Regions from separate parts of the Homo sapiens genome. Here all the other regions are linked to region 1. Evidence: chromatin contacts called from ENCODE Hi-C or POLR2A ChIA-PET data. All regions are on one chromosome and are shown on one strand. Each heading gives the region's core, a stretch centred on a gene start or an enhancer-like site at or near the end of the contact. The rest is flanking DNA. Distances are from core to core; before and after follow the strand shown. Region 1 overlaps HIVEP3 (HIVEP zinc finger 3). Region 2 overlaps HIVEP3 (HIVEP zinc finger 3). Region 3 overlaps HIVEP3 (HIVEP zinc finger 3).

Evidence for each region. A loop is a pair of places that touch in the nucleus more often than their neighbours do. ChIA-PET counts read pairs that join two places held with the same protein, here RNA polymerase II (POLR2A). Pooled maps may share reads with other maps.
Region 2: a loop to region 1 is called in a pooled map, with 5 times the contacts of the local background. The contact joins two enhancer-like sites. A Hi-C loop is called at or near these places in 2 of 168 maps with a recorded cell type or tissue (GM12878 and transverse colon), 28 of 37 single-sample maps with no recorded cell type and 15 of 50 pooled maps. POLR2A ChIA-PET finds 5 or more read pairs at or near these places in 2 of 52 experiments (GM12878 and activated naive CD4-positive, alpha-beta T cell).
Region 3: a loop to region 1 is called in a pooled map, with 4 times the contacts of the local background. The contact joins two enhancer-like sites. A Hi-C loop is called at or near these places in 6 of 50 pooled maps. POLR2A ChIA-PET finds 5 or more read pairs at or near these places in 2 of 52 experiments (WTC11 and activated CD4-positive, alpha-beta T cell).

The regions. Positions count from the first base shown.
Region 1 is chr1:41,860,595-41,864,064 of GRCh38, reverse strand. The region is part of intron 1 of HIVEP3 (HIVEP zinc finger 3); the gene reads left to right. Among named protein-coding and RNA genes, the nearest start is that of HIVEP3, 57 kb to the left of the region's middle. Within about 2 kb of position 1,729, at least 6 of the 41 ENCODE cell types and tissues checked have a DNase peak (open chromatin) inside an H3K27ac peak, as active enhancers do.
Region 2 is chr1:41,737,430-41,740,899 of GRCh38, reverse strand. The region is part of intron 1 of HIVEP3 (HIVEP zinc finger 3); the gene reads left to right. Among named protein-coding and RNA genes, the nearest start is that of HIVEP3, 180 kb to the left of the region's middle. RefSeq lists enhancers at 1,491-1,710, 1,741-1,890. Within about 2 kb of position 1,724, at least 17 of the 41 ENCODE cell types and tissues checked have a DNase peak (open chromatin) inside an H3K27ac peak, as active enhancers do.
Region 3 is chr1:41,781,443-41,784,912 of GRCh38, reverse strand. All of the region lies in intron 1 of HIVEP3 (HIVEP zinc finger 3), which reads left to right. Among named protein-coding and RNA genes, the nearest start is that of HIVEP3, 140 kb to the left of the region's middle. Within about 2 kb of position 1,675, at least 2 of the 41 ENCODE cell types and tissues checked have a DNase peak (open chromatin) inside an H3K27ac peak, as active enhancers do.

The sequences.
Region 1 (3,470 bases), core at 480-2,979:
GGGGCTGCCACTTCCTTTTGGTGCAGAGGATGGAATCTTCACCTCTCTCCACGTCTGATTCCAGGATGGATGATTTAGGGGGAATTTTCTGCAGATGGCTAATCCCATTCAGAAATTCTTCTTAGCTTCTATCAATAGTTGCGGCCCTTCTTAATCTGGATGTATTTGCTCATTTCCTGCAATAATCAGCTCTCACAATCGTAAATTTTAGAGCCAGGGAGAAACTTAGAGGCCAGCTTCTTAGCTTCAGCTTGACAGATGGAGAATCCTGGACTACAAAAATTTAAATGACTTGTCCAAGGTCACACAACCAACTAATTGAGAGAGGTAGAATTACTAGGATCTAATTTACATACAGTGAAATGTACAGATCTTATGTGTGCCGTTAGATCAATTTTGACGAACTCATGCACATGTGCTGCCCGCACCTCCGCTGGAGAACCAGAATTAGAATCATGCTCTTGGCTACAAATGCAAAAGTACAGAAAGCATAATGCCCACTGGGATTTCAGCTTCCATTTGGGAAGACCTTCCTTTCTCTGAAGGTCTGGTCCCCACTCCCTGAACTGGCACATGGTATCACCTCCCCTTTCCTTTCTTCTTTTGTCCCATTCCAAGAACCTATATTATTTTTGAGCCGGAGTTCAGATGTCTTCCTAGTTTAGTCAGGGTTGTCTAGGAAACTAGAAATAACTGCAGATTCCAGGCTCTACAGATCAGGTGATCCTTGGCTCCTCTCTTCAGAGCCATGTTAATTCCTGCCATCCTTTTCCAGCGTTCTCTGCTTTTTCCTGCCCTCACATTACTGGGATCACCCCCACCTTACGCAGTTTACTTTCAGCTCCCCAGCAGAAGCAGATCTGACCCTGCAGCTTAACTTCCCAGGAGGCAGTTGCTGGTAGCAGTCGATGCTGGGTGACATGTGCACAGATGACTCTGCGTCTGGGAACGTATGTGACAGTGGAGGAGGAACGCCTGTGAAATTCAACTTCTGTTTGACTCATCCTTGCCTTCCAGGAACTGGAGGAGGTGTGCATTTGAGACTGTTCAAGTCCATTTCACCTTAAGCATTGCTCTTGTGTGTGTGTGCATTCATTGTTTCCTTCCCTCCCGCTGCCATTCAGAATAACTGCAGCTGTGAGCCACTGCACTTGGGGTTACCATCTGAAAGGGAACCTGCTTATCTTCCGTCTATATCTGCCAAGTGAGAAAACTTGTCTCTACGTCAGTAAAGCTGGGCAGTGATGATATCCCTTGTTTTCAGGGATCTTTATCTGATTCCCTTGCCTGACTCCTAAAACCTAAGTCTCTGACCTGCCCTCCAATTCTCTTTTCACAACAAGCTGCCTGTCTTTGTCAAGATCTGTGGTCCACAGTCCTGTTGAATCTGTAGTTCATTTCTTAGACTCCCAGTGTGTCTAAAGAAATAGGAGGCAGGAGGCAAGCTTGGAGGGAATGGGAAATGTTGACAGCCATGCAGAAATGGATGGGGAGAGATGCATGCCAGGATGTTTGCAGTGGCTTGGGGGTGGAGGCAGAGGAGGTGCTGGGTGGCAAAGAGGAGGGAAAGAGAGGGGAGAGGGGAGGAGAAAAGAAAACAATGACTCAGTTCTTACACACTGAAGCATATGCATAAGTGTGAAAATAACTAAGCCCTACAGTATTTCAGCAGAAGGAAGGATTAGAGTTCTGGATTTCTGAGGATTTCTATCTTGTTCTCATGACTGCTCTTAGCTTATGGTCAGATAAATGTTAGGGGAGCATCAACGGAAGGAGCAAGAGAGGTGGAGAGGAGTGCAGAGCCCACACTTGTTGCTTATTTGTTTGGACAGACAGCCATTTCATTGGTGGATAAAACTTCACTTAACTTGTTAACTCCCCTTTGAAATGAGGAAGCATTGTCCGTAGCCTCGTGCTTCCAGTCAGTGCCACCTTTGGGTGGTCTGGCCTTTTTAAGTTCTTGTAAAGCTGCTCGAACCTGTGTCTTTATGTCTGACGATGCCACCTCCACCTCACATCCCCCAAGTTTTAAAATTCAGAACTGCCCCTGACTCATCCTTCATCCGCCCCCCGGCCAAATTTGTTTCCAAGCCCTTTAGATATTTGCTTTGTGGTATCTTCCAGATCTATTTCTTTCTCTCCCGTTGCCAACACCGTGGCCAGCCTGGTCTACACTGTAAAAGCTTTCTAATGTTCTCATCACCTCTCGTCTAGTCTGCATCCCCACAAAAAGCTAAAGTCTTGAAGTTTTTATTTAATTATGTTAATCTGCTGTTCACAAGTCTCCAACTGCTCCCTGCAGCTTATTGGAGAAAGCCCAAGCTTCTCTGTGTGGGATTCAGACCTCTCTGAAATCTGGCCTCCTTCCTTCCTATCAACGCTCTCATCTCTGCCTCCCTTGCACAAATCCTCCTCCCAGGGCTGGAAATGCAGGCAGCATGTGCAGGATGCAGAGCCTGTCTCATGCGGCGCTCACAGTCTCCCCACATCCCCAGAGGCCAGCTCACTTCTTAGCCACCTGCCTAAAATTTCCCCACCCTTCAAGGTAAACTCAATCCATTTTCCCATAAAGGCTGACCTGCATCCTCCTGAAAATGCCAGCTGCCCTCTTGGGCCTCTAGCAGAACACACTCCTGGATTCTTTGTGCCTTGATTTACCGTATTGCCAGCTACCATTGTGAATCTCATCTCCTTGGTTAAATCATAAGCCCTTAGAGTAGAGCAACTAGGTTTTTCTTTTTTCATTTCTTTTTTATAACCCTAGTGCTTGGCCTGGTGCAGTGTGCTCACAGGCCTCCATGAATTATTTTGGAGGAATTAAAGTGGACTTATCGGGCAAGCTACAAAGTGACTTTGTGTATTCAGCTATAACATGGTCCCCAGATGGAGCATGGTGTAGGAGTTTTATTTGGAGTCATTAGCCATTCTGCCCATACTGACGGACACAGGCAGTGCTATAGGCTGTGAATGGCACACAGCTTTTAACCACCACCCACCTCCAGTGCCCTGGCTCGAGTGTGCTGAGGGGCTGGCAGCAAGGCCTCTCCTCCCTCGTAGTTCGGGATTTTAATCACGTTGCCAAGAACCTAGTCCTGGCTTTGCCTCAATCTGATTCCACCTCCCTCCTGGAAGATGTTCTTCTTTTTGCTTTATTTTGGCTGCCAGTTTCGCTGCTCTGCTGCTTTCAGGTTTGTGTGCTTAAGGTGTGCCCACAGGAAAATTAGCCAGAATTCTAATTCCACGTGTGACTTCTTCGTTAGTGGAGTAATTTAAGAGATGTGAGTGTTCTGTTTCCAGCTGGCATTATACCTGTGGGGGCCAGACCCAGCAGGAAACTCCAACAATGGCAATGGTGGAGATATTAGGGGGAAATATCCCCTTAGTGAAAATGTAGAAGGTCCTCTGAAAACACTGCAAAATTTTTGCAAAAGGAGGGCGTCAGATACATTCAGATCCCTTTCCAATCCAAG
Region 2 (3,470 bases), core at 475-2,974, 120 kb after region 1:
TCCTCCCTGCCTCGTATAGGCCTGGCTGTCCTCCCCAGCCATGCTTCTGCCCACTGAGGGCAGGGGGTTGCTTGGGTCACACATCTGTGGATGAATGGTAGAGCCAGGGCTGGTACCCATGACTGCAGACTCCTTGTGCAGTGCTCCTGTTCCCATTTTGCTTGCCTGTCTGCCATGGTGGTGGGGCACAGAGTGGGGTCCCCCCACACGTTGGTTGTCAGGATGAGTGAAGGAGGAAGTGTGAGAGCTCCTAGCCAGGGCCTGTGTAGTGGTGGGTGTTTATTAAACGTTTGTAGAATAAATATGAAGGACACATGCCCCAGAGCCAGCCTCTCTGTATATGGCAGTTTTTACCTTCTTCCCCACTCTTTGCACCCAAAACTGCTGTCATGGGCTTGCCCTGACAGCACTGGAGAGAAAAGCAGGCAATGTCATTCCAGAACCTTTGGGCTTCCCAGTGTCTGTTCCCTCCTCGCCCAATCACACCAGGTTTGCATGGTGCAGCTGTGTATAGGCAATAGAAGAGCGGCAGAGAAGCCAGGGGTGTCCTGTCCCACCTACATTAACTCATCCACTCTCTGGCTGCCCAGCCTCCAGCAGGTCTTGCAATAAGCTGCTTTCAGGATGGCCTTGGAGACTGAGTGGTCATCAGAGAAAAGGGGTGCAGGGCCTTAGGGCCCAGAGCATTGGTGGTGGCCGGGGAGGCAGTGGCCACACCATTGCCAGCGCCCACATCTTCATCCCGTCCACTGGCCAGCAATGTGGATGGGTAGGTTGAGTATGGGGAGACCTGGAGGACTTAGGTTTGAGTCCTGGATCTGCCACTTCTTAGCTGTGTGACTTTGGGCAAGTTACTTCAACCCTCTCATCCCATTTTCTCATCTCTAAAATGGGGATAGACAACTTCCTGGTTATGCCGTGGTTGTGGGTAGGAAAGGGCTGTTTGTGGCTGGGTGCTAGGGTGGCAGTGAAAACACTTTGGAAATGCTGAGATGCTGTCATGTAGGAATGTCATGGCCACTGTGCTGTTACTAGTGCTCTCTTCTGAAGCACACTGGGGAGGTGGGCCAGACAGCCTGGACTTGAGCCTCTGCCTTAAACAAGTCACATGGTCTCTGAGAGCCTCAGTTTTTCTCATCTGTGAAGTGGGCATGATTACCCTGCCTGTCTTACAGGGTTATCTGGAAGCAGACAAGATGATACTGGGAGTCTGGGGTTGAGACATGCTTGGTAGATGTTAGGTGGGTGGGTACAGTGGGTGGAGTGGAAGGAGCGCCTGAGGAAGCCAAGACTTCCTTCCAAGAGAGGCAGAGGGGGTGGGGGCAACCCCAATTTTTTCTCTGCTGAGCTGGGTAACTCCTGGGGGCACATTACTCACCCTCCCTGAGTCTCGGTGTTCCCATCTGCAAAGAGAGTTGTGGGTGCCCAGTGCTCTGTGGGCGGTCACTTGGCCGCCACTGGGCTGTCACGCTGTTCCTCTGCTCCTGGAAGGAGTGACCCACTGAGACTGGGCCTCCCTCTCTGGCAAGTTAGGCCTACGGCTGCCACCGACCCTCTGACCTCACTCGGCTCCTGCCTAAATGCCCCCCAGCTCCAAGTACTTCTCTGAAACAGCCTGGCTTCCTGGAGTTCCCCGTTTGCCACCGGCTGCTCTGTGCACGTGACCTCCAGCTTGAGATGTTGAAATCCTACTCCAGGCTGCCCGGAAACCCCCAGCCGTCTGGGGCCATGCAGGGGCAGAGGCGGCGCGGGCTCCTTGGGCTTTGCCACACTTTGCGGCAGCAAGTCGGGGGCATCGATTCACGTTCTATTTTCAGACATTTCTGTTTCCTCCGCAAAAAGCAGTGGGTGGCCGAGGGAATTCAGCCTTCCGGTGACTGTGAGATGATTCCAAGCACAATATCTTCATATGGATGATGATTTCAGAAACTACGTGAAATGTTGTGGTCTAATGGCGCCATGGTTCATTACCAACGGAGAAAAGATTTTAGAATCTACCCTCTTGGGGATGTGAGTGCTGATGTGGGAGTTTTCTCTCCATAGGTTTCTTTACCCTGTTTGTAGGGAAAGAGGCAGACAGGGAGGCGGGCATTTATGGTGGGCCCAGGAATCCCTATAGCTGCCAAGACAGCTGCCCCATTTTACTGGTGAAGAAGCTAAGGCATGGAGAAAGGAATTGATCAAGCCAAAACAGCACAGTTACACAGCAGCAGAGCTTGGACTGGAATCCAGGGCTTCCTGACCACAAAGCCGCTGGTTTCCAAGCCTGAGTCCAGGTCCTGTGAGCTGATGGATCATGGGAACTTGAGCAAGTCACCTGATGCCTCAGACTCTACTATCTTTCTGCTTTGTGGGAGGGTTGGATTAACTCAAAACTTCTTAAGCTTTTCCACAGAGAAGAGTCAATGAATTTCTTTGAGTTTTAAACATTCTTATGCTATAGCATGTATCAGAACTTACTTTAGGAATTTTTAAATTGTTTTCTTCCCTACATCTCCAAGTAGAATTGATGGTCTGAGAAGATGCCCCGCTACCCCATGGCTCCGTGCTGAGGCCGCCACCTGGATTGAGAAACCCAGGGCTTTACTGATTTCTGAGGACTGGTTCAGCGACAGTGCCTGCGATTTCTGCGCAGTACAAGGGCTTGGCCAGAGTTTGTGAGACCCAGCTGCTTGTCTATATGTCTCTGGGGACGCTGCTTCCCGCTCGTCCTTCCTAGAGGCCAAGGCCTGGGGCAGGCCTTCTCCACATGGGGTGTCCCTCCCACTGGCCAGAGCAGGATGGAAGAGGACCCTGCCCTCCCAGAGGTGGCCAATGCTGAATTTGAGTTTCAGTGCTACCAGCTCTGGCCTTGGACAGATCACATGGCTGAGCTTCATGGTCCTCTATAGACATGGCATGGATCCATATCCTTCTTCAGAATTTCAGTGACACAGAACAGAACAGGTACAGCAAAGGCCCCAGCACAGGGCCTGGCAAGTAGGATGTGCCAGAACAGGTTAAGTGACACCTGCTGTATTTTAGGGCCTCAGAGCCTCACAAATCTGTAAGCCGTTTCCACATTAAAATCTCCCTTTCCAAATATATCTCCCTGCCCAGTTTTGTCATGAGCCTGAGGTCCTCATCATCACCAAGGCCTTGGGTTGATGACCCTTATTAAAACACAGTTCTTACATAAAGTGCCAGACTGAGTTCCCCGCCCCACCTTCTATTTAATTAACCACGTGACCTTGATAAGTCATTTCTCTTCTCTGAGCCTTTATTCCTTCATCTGTAAACCAAGGATGCTAAGGAGCAAATGAGTTACTGCAAATAAGACTCTTTTTCAGGTGTTTAGCAGCTGGTGGGACAACAGATGATTCAATGGGCCATGGTAGCCCAGGACACTAAACCCAATGACAGGGGTATGCTCAGCCTTTTGGGGAAGCAGATCCTTTGAACCTGTAGTCTTGGAGAGTCAGGGACCCTTC
Region 3 (3,470 bases), core at 426-2,925, 79 kb after region 1:
AGTTTTATTTAGGTTATATGGTTTTGATAAAAATTTGTAAATTATCTGCCAGAAAAAAAAATGTAAAAACTTACATTCTCACCAGAAACCTGTTTTGTGGCTAATAATTACAAAAGAGCATTTTTCTATGTAAACGGAGATGTGGTTGTAAGAAGACTACAATAGAATTTACAAGGCTTGATTCTAGGCCAAGCTCTTCTCCTTAATTTACTTGAGTAAGTCATGGAAACTCTCCAGCCTCCGTCCCATGGGGTGTGTAACCAGCTTGCCTGCCCCAGCCCCTCACAGTTTGGGGTGTTGCTCCTGTATCCCAAAATATCCCTGAGTGCATAAGTGTAAGCTCCCCACTCACCTAGGTATAAAAGCAGCAAGTCAAGAGCAATTGCTCTCCCTGTTCTGGGTCCCAGGACTCCTCTGGAGCAATGCTGTCCAGTAGAAATATAATGCAAGCCACAAATGTGAACCACACGTGTGATTTTAAATGTTCTGGTAGCCACATTTAAAAAAGCAAAGAGAAACAGTTGAAACTAATTTTAATAGCTTATTTTCTTTAACACAACATATCCAAAAGGTTATTTCAACATGTAGCCAATATTAAAAAAATTAATAACAGATTTTACATTCTTTATTTTTTCATACTACATGTTAAAAATAAAGTATGTGCTTAAACCTTACAATATGGCCTAGCCACATTTCAATAGCCACAAGTGGCTAGTGGCTTCCATATCCTGTAGCCCTGCTCTAGGGCAGGGGAGGTGGGACCCTGGGCTTCCCCCAGGAACCCTGCTCTCCCTGGAAGCACAGCTGCCTCCCTCCTGCCTGATTGTCATGTGCCTGTCTGCCCCTCTGCAAACCCAGAATTCCCATCCTTCTTCCCTACCTACTCCCTGCAGAGCCAGGCAGCTTTTTACTTTTAAAGCGTTTTACTTTTACTCCTGGCGACCCAAGAAGTCTGATTCTAAATCCACCCCAAGAAAATGGACAATAGATAATACCGCCACCCTGCTGCACCCTTTTTGGAAGAGTTTCCTTCCATGATTTTGCTGCATGACCACTTGTCCTAACAGACCATTGCCAGAACAGCAACTTCATTGATTCTAGGGAGCAGCCTTACCTTTCTCCCTTTCTGAGCGGGGTTCAGCCCTCGAGGGGCCCTGGGTGATTTTCTGGCCCCTTCATTCTGAAAAAGTAATACCCACGAATGTCATCTCCAGCAAGACATCTCCTGTATGTATAAAATAAAGCTGGTGCTCTCAGAAAGTTTGAGGGAAAGATGATCTATGCGAGTGTGTGTGTCTCTGTGTGTGTGTGAAGGAGCACAGAGTATCTAGTGACTGGCAAGAGTGTCCTGAAGGGCCCTGGTAGCTGTGAGGTTGCCCGCATCCCTCCCATCACCCTGCGAGCCCTCCGGCCTATGCCACATTGCTTCCCTCCCTCCCACTCTCCTTTTGTTAAGTGGCACACGGAGAGGTTATTTATTGTAGCATTCTGACAAATAAAAGCCATTCCTCTGATTTACAACCGTGCCACCCCCTCTCTTTGAGTCAGTGTGTGATTCATCTCTTTAATGTGATCCTTCCGAAGCGTGTGGCTCACTAGGGGAATGAATACGGAATGAATCCTCTCTGCCAGCCTTCCTCCTGTGGCTTCTCACTGCTCCTCCTGGCCCCAACACCCACACCCGACAACAATCTAGTCCGTGCCAGCTTCTGCCAAGGGCTTACCATGTTTCTCCTTTTCTCCTGTGATTCTGTCCCATTGGTGACTCTGTACTCGGTTCCCAGGAGAACTTAGCAGGGGCCCTGAGGACAAACACCCACCAGAGTCAGCTGCATCCCCAAAGATTCCTTTTGTTTTGGGAGGAACCCAGGAGCCCTGGAACCTGGTTTGGTTTCCAGGTTTGAAAACCACAGCCCTGGCACCCTGAAGCCCCGCTGCTGATCTGAAAAGGAGTGACATTGACAGGGAGTGTGGGGGGAGTGAGGTGTTGTGGCCCCCACCCCAGCCTCCAGGCTCCTCCGTTCTGACCTGGTCACATCATCTCCTAAGATTTTCCTTGCTTAACTCCTCCTTCATTCATTCATTATATTGTGGTCTTAAACTCCTCTGTAGTCACTTTTCTTTTTGTAAAATTGTGGTATGCATTAAAATGTTACTATTTAGCCTTTTTTTTTTTTTTTTGAGATGGAGTCTTGCTCTGTTGCCCAGGCTGGAGTGCAATGGCTTGGTCTCAGCTCACTGCAATCTCCACCTCCCCGGTTCAAGTGATTCTCCTGCCTCAGCCTCCCGAATAGCTGGGATTACAGGTGCCCACCACCACGCCCAGCTAATTTTTGTATTTTTAGTAGAGACAGGGTTTCACCATGTTGGCCAGGCTTGTCTTGAACTCCTGACCTCGTGATCCACCCGCCTTGGCTTCCGAAAGTGCTGGGATTACAGGTGTAAGCCACCATGCCCGGCCCCATTTAGCCATTTTTAAGCATACATTACAGTGGCATATTCACATCATTATGTGACCATCACCACCCTCCAGCTCCAGAACTTATTTTGCCTCTCCAAACTGAAACCCTGTACCCATGAAACAGTGATTCCCTTTCCCTTCTGCCCACAGCCCCTGGCAATCACCATTCTGCTCTCTGTCTCTATGAATTTGACTACTCTAGGTACCTCACATAAGTGGAGTTATACAGTATTTGTCCTTCTTTTGTGACTGGCGTATTTCTCTTAACATAATATCTTCAAGATTCACACATGTTGTAGCACATGTCAGAAGTTCCTTCCTTTTCAAGGTTGAGTGCTATCTGGAGTGTGCATATATCCATGCCACATTTGGTTGAACGATTCATCCATCAAAGGTTGGACGCCTGGGTTGTTCTTGCCTTTTGACTATTGTGTCACACTCTTCTCCATCCTGGGCATTTCCCAGTGCCTAGAACATTCTTTGCTTTTGAGGGGTTTCTGGTATGGGTGGAAGGCTGACTCCTTATAATGCATAGAGATCACCTGGGAGCAGAGGAGAGACACCTTAGAACAGCAGGAGGTGACAGGAGAGCTGAGACTTGAAGAGCGACAAGTGACAGAAGGACATGGCAGCAAAAGAAATAACATGTGCAAATGCTCAGAGGCAAGAAAATCTTGGTTTCTTCCAAGCCTGCAAGTAGCTAGGCCTGGCTACAGTCAAGGAGGCGTATTGAGGAGCAGTGGATATGGGGCCCATCATTAAGAGCCAGAACACCTTTCTCTATCCCATTGACCCTGGGAAACCATGGTAGGGTTTTCAGGAGCCTTTAGAAGGCAGAAGAGCTCCTTCTGTGGCCATATGGAAGATGGTCTTCAAGTGAGAAAGACTCCAGCTAGAAGGCCAGAGGGAGATTGTTGCCTCAGTCTAGTGAGAAAGAGCGTCTGAACTATGGCAGTTGGCTAGAAAAGAGGCAGCCATTTCAAGAGCCCTTTAGGAAGTAGAATAGACA